2 separate regions of the Homo sapiens genome follow, and region 2 is linked to region 1. A link is a loop called in an ENCODE intact Hi-C map of the cell type or tissue named here. Cell type or tissue: OCI-LY7. All regions are shown on one strand.

What was found. Peaks named below come from ENCODE experiments on the same cell type or tissue, not always from the same donor. Only the 100,000 strongest peaks of a DNase experiment are listed, where the experiment ranks them.
Region 2: a loop joins it to region 1, with 3 times the contacts of the local background. A loop is called at or near these places in 15 of 110 quality-filtered maps.

Annotation. Positions count from the first base shown.
Region 1 is chr1:46,552,331-46,554,830 of GRCh38, forward strand. All of the region lies in intron 3 of MKNK1-AS1 (MKNK1 antisense RNA 1), which reads left to right. Among named protein-coding and RNA genes, the nearest start is that of KNCN, 1.9 kb to the left of the region's middle. In OCI-LY7, a CTCF peak has its summit at 1,381; no DNase peak of the experiment used is centred here.
Region 2 is chr1:46,724,179-46,726,678 of GRCh38, forward strand. No RefSeq gene overlaps it. Among named protein-coding and RNA genes, the nearest start is that of EFCAB14, 6.3 kb to the left of the region's middle. In OCI-LY7, CTCF peaks have their summits at 1,260 (motif pointing left) and 1,470; a DNase peak (open chromatin) is centred at 1,243.

The DNA.
Region 1 (2,500 bases):
GAGAAGAGGACTTGGTAGGGGCTAGGTGCCGGGAGTGGGAGGCTGGGTCATGGTTGGTGCCTTCCCATCCGCTGAACTGAGCACCTGCACCCAGCCTGTCTGAGTTACTTGCAGGATGCCCCACCCCAAGGCTGGGCAGTGGTCACCAATGCAGCCTAGCCCTGAGCCCTGCCCCGGCCCCCAGTTCCAGCCTTTATCATTCATTGCGTTATTTGGCCCTTTATGGATTGGGGACCCCCCAGTCTCAGAATATGGCCCCGGCCTGGCCCTGCACCTGGGCACAATTCCTAGGGTCCCATAATCCTGCTCGGAGTCCCGTCGCCAGCCTCCCTGGCCTCTCTTTGGATGCCCCCTCTCTGCACTGCATCTGCAGTCTCATATTGCCAGGCTCAACTTCTTGTTCCTCCACCTGCCTCCATGGCTGCCCTGTTCTTGTTCTATCTCCTCTGTAGGCTGAGAGCCCCTTGAGGGCAGGTTCCAGGAGTGAGCTCCCCAGAATGCTGTGGCTGGGAGGGACCTGAGCTAGGCTTCTGAACATGAGGACAGAGTTCAGGGAGAGGGCTTGGACTGCACAACCACCTCCAGTCATCAAAGAGGAGGGCTGTGGACACAAGGGAACCTCTGTCTCTAACAAGAGGCATTCCTTGTATGTGGAGAAGGGGGCCTGAGAAGGCCCAGGGTCACCTGAGTTGGAGCTTCGGCTCATGATGAGTCTGTAGAGAGGGGTGACTGCAGCACACAGATGGGCCCTGGACTGTGTTCCTGTTCCCCACAGAGGGAACACCCCTGGAGCTGGGCATTCCCCAGCCACGGTGCTGCTGCCAGCATCTGCTGTGCCTCCTGCCTGGATGAGATCTGATTATTCCTCTAATTAGGCATCAAATCATAGCCCATGTCTCTGTCACACATAATTGATCCCCCACTGACTTAGTTTTAGAAGGAGCCACCAAAATAATTGTCCATGAAACGTGTTCCTTGCTCCTCTCAAAGTCTAAGGCTGAGGGCGACTCTCTCACACCCTCACCAAGATAGAAGCTCTTGGGGCCGCGTTTTCCACCTCGCACTATGGGGCTCGGGCCAGCCATTCCACCTCCCTGAGCCCACTGCCTTGTCTGGTGATGGGGATGGGGGTGGCAGAGGCACCTGTGCACTGCTTCAGATCTCAGAAAACACTGTGATCTCAAAGGAGAGGCACGTTAAGCCTTTTTCAGTTCCAAGATCACAGAACCAGGGCCGTCCCAGCTCTTCATATAGGTGGGGAATCCAAGACATGGGGAGACAGAGGAATTGCCCCAGAGTCCTCATGGATTCTGCCCCTCTGGGAAGTACTCTGGCCTATCTGCCCCTGAATTTCAACACTGTCTTAGTTGAGGTGGGAGGAACTGGCAGACCCACCTTCAGAGGGAGACATTGAGTTAAAAAATTAGTCAAGGGACCAGGCACTGTGGGATTACAATCCCAGCACTTTGGGAGGCTGAGGCGGGAGAATTGCTTGAGGCCAGGAGTTCAAGACCAGCCTGGGAAACATGGTGAAACCCTGTCTCTACAAAAACAAAAATTATCCAGGCACAGTGGTGTGTGCTTGTAGTCCCAGCTACTTGGGAGGCCGAGGTGGGAGGATCGCTTGAGGAGGAGGTTGCAGTGAGCTGAGATCACACCACTGCACTCCAGCCTGGGCGATGGGTGTGAAATCCTGGCTCAAACAAACAAACAAAACAAAACAATGAAAATCAGTCAAGGCCTGCCTCTTTCCCTCAGGACCAGGAGTGCATCATTAAAGGTTCCCAAAACAGTTGTGATGTAGAGAGGGAGGCCTGCCAATTCTTTCCTCAGTTTGGGCTATATCATCTCTGAAAAAGAAAATGTGTGTCCTTGAGTGACGTGCTCAGAGCAATAGGTAAGTGAGTTCAGGAACCTCTCTGTGAGCCATGCTGAGAGGGAGGCCCAAGGCACCAGGGCTCCATCGCCCCACCAACCCTCCACCCCTCCCAAGGATTGGAGCCTCCCCGCTGAACCTGGGTGCTCTTGGAGGCCACAGTTCTCAGGCATGGCAAGGCCACGGGCACATTGCTGAGTTCCATCACCCAGTCTCTTCTCTCTGTCTCCTGCTGAGGCAAGGACTGTGGAGCGTCTGCCCATGCTCCTTCCTTCTCAGTGCACCAAGTCCAAGTGTGGCGTGGGGGTGGGGAGGAACAGTGGGCGAAAAGGCCCCAGTTTGGTTTGGTTCTGTTTATTTTCCTTGAGGGGTGAGAACCCTGGAAAAGAGCGTGATTAATTCACCAATCCCCCGGGGGACAGGTAGCTTTCTTGGACCATTTGGAAGCTGAAGTCAGGGAAGTGGCTTCCAAGGCAACTGCTACCATGGCAACAAGAGTGCCAGCCTTTGGGGGACCTTGCTCCTCAGCCCCCTCCAGACCTGAAGCGGCTGGAGTGCTGGCATGGGACCAAGGCACCACTATTCATGGGGCTGGGTGTGGGAGGGCAGTCGGCCAGGAGGGAG
Region 2 (2,500 bases), 170 kb after region 1:
GTTCACAGCATTATTGTGGGCAGGGGTGAGGACTGCCCCTCCTGAGATTCTCCTTCTATTCCAGGCACATCCTCTTCTGAATTGCTGCAAACTTTTGTGTCTCTGCCAAGTAGTGGTCTCAGTTTCCCCATTTATGTGTCTTTAGCATCCAAAACAGGGCCTAGTGCTCGGGAAGGGATGGGAATCTTCTGGGCCCGTTTGCTGAATTAAAAGATGAGACGCTAAAGACTCTAAAGAGTTCCCAGGCATTGCCCTTCATCTTGATGATCCTATTTATCCATCCATCCATCCATCAAACCCACCCTGGGTGAGCCCCTACTGTGTGTGAGGTCCTGGAGAACATCAGTAATAGTCAGGTTCTGCCCTACAAGAGTTCCCAGGAAGCAGGCGATGCTGTCTCCCCCTATGCCCCATGCCCCCCACCCTGTAAATGTCATAGAAAGGTTTATAGTGGGGGTGGGGTGGGGGGAGGAGAAGCAAGCCTGGAGTAACTAGCTTTATTTTAGGGTGATAATAAAAATCCTGGGAGTAAAGAATCTGTACTGTGACCTCCCACCCTCCTGCCCATGCCTCCACTCCTGTCCCTTTCCCTGGGGCTTGAGCTGGAGTGGAGGCTGCAGCTGGCTATGGAGGGAGCCCAAGGCCAGCACCCCTGGGTTTGAATCTGAGCCTCTCCACTCACTAGCTGTGTGACCTTAGACCAGTTCCTTTTCCTCTCTGAGTCTGTTCCTCACCTGCAAATTGGACCTAACAGTGCTGACCTCCTGGCAGTTCCTGTGGTAAGAATGAAATTTAAATGGTGAACGTTAAAAGCCTTCAGGGGAATTGCTAAGTGCACTGAGTGGACAGGGAGGCTGGGAATGGAACCTCTGAGGAATCCATTTGACCTAGAAAGCCTAAACAGCACAGGCTGGGAGAGAAGGTGATTGCATCATGAAGGCAGGGCTCTTCTGACTGAGGAGGGGTCTGTGTGCATGTGTGTGTGTGTGCACGTGGACCTGTGCTCCTACTATCAAGGCTGGGTGTTTGTGGATGGAATACACAGTAGGACATGCTGAGTCAGCAAGGCCGTGTGAGAGACCCCCTAGAGAAGGCTGCCTGGGCCCTCCTGAGTTCTCTTCTGAGGGAATAACACTGGCTCTGTGTTTCTAAGTCTAGCTGCAGCTCCAGTTCCATCTGCTACCAGCCCCTCTCTACTTAAGACTGGCACTACGGAGGTGAAAAGAGAGGCACAGCTTTGTGCTGCCCTCTGCTGGTTTCTTGGACACTGTGCTTCTTAGATGGGGACAATTTCCATGCACCCAACTCACCTTCGTTAATCCCTGTGTTGGATGGTGGGGACACACAGATGAGGTCCATTTCTGCTGTGTGTGTGTGCGTGTGCGTGTGTGTGTGTGTGTGTGTGAGAGAGAGAGGAACAAAGTGTGATCAACAATATGATACAAGATGCAGAAAAGATAGGAATAGCGTGAAGGAAAGTTTTCAAAAGGTAATGATCCTTTATTCATTCATTCATTCATTCATCTGTCAAATATGTATTGTATTCCAAGACCTAACCTTTGTGCTGGAGCTATAACATGGAACAAAATACACAAAATTCCTGCCTGCATGGACCTTACCTTCTAATGAAAAGAAACAATTCGTAAGTAAGACAGATAGGTAAATTGATAGTGTTGGTTGATGAGTACTATGGAGAAAAATGAAGCAGGAATGGAGGACAGGGAGAATTGTTGGGATGATTGCCAACTCTTGTGTAACATTTGAGTAAAGACCCAAAGGAGAGGAACTTTATCTTCTGAACGTGACTGAGTAACTGGCATTGGACTTTCTGGCCTGCATAAATAACTAGACAACTGGATAAGTGTATGAAACAACTATTTAGACAACGGACAATAGTTAGCATGGAACTATGATCCCTGAGAGAAGGAAAACAAGCAAAGTGAGCCTGAAGACAACCCTAGCTTTCTGTTTGAAGGCACTTTTGGGCAGAGCAGGGAGGGGAAATCCAAGTAGATCACAGGGGTCTTTTTGTGTTGAAGTTAGAGATCTTGACATTAGGAGGGTCTGTGGCACTATAATTTCCAGGGAAGAGTACCAGAGAGGAAGAAGCTACTCAGAAAAAGAGCTTCAGAAATCTGTATAGAGGTCTCCCTTGAGTCCTTGTCTAAATACTCATGAGTATTTATATGCATGAGTTGTGCATGCATATAATAAAACTCCATAAGTGTGGGCAAATGAAAACTACTGGGGAGCTATAAGCTGAACAATTTTCAGAGTTCAGACAGGGCTGAGAGACATTCATGTTACAGTTGGAGAGTGAAGAGAACTTATCGGACACCCACAACATTCAGTAGAGGCCTCAAAAGGGTCTTGGTAGTAGGGCTAAACTAGCCCTAAAGTCTACTTTAGCACCATCCTAATAAGTCTTAAACACAAGCCTTACAAGGAACAAGCTGATGATCAAGTAAGTTAACTCCTACCAAAACAAAACAAAATTCAA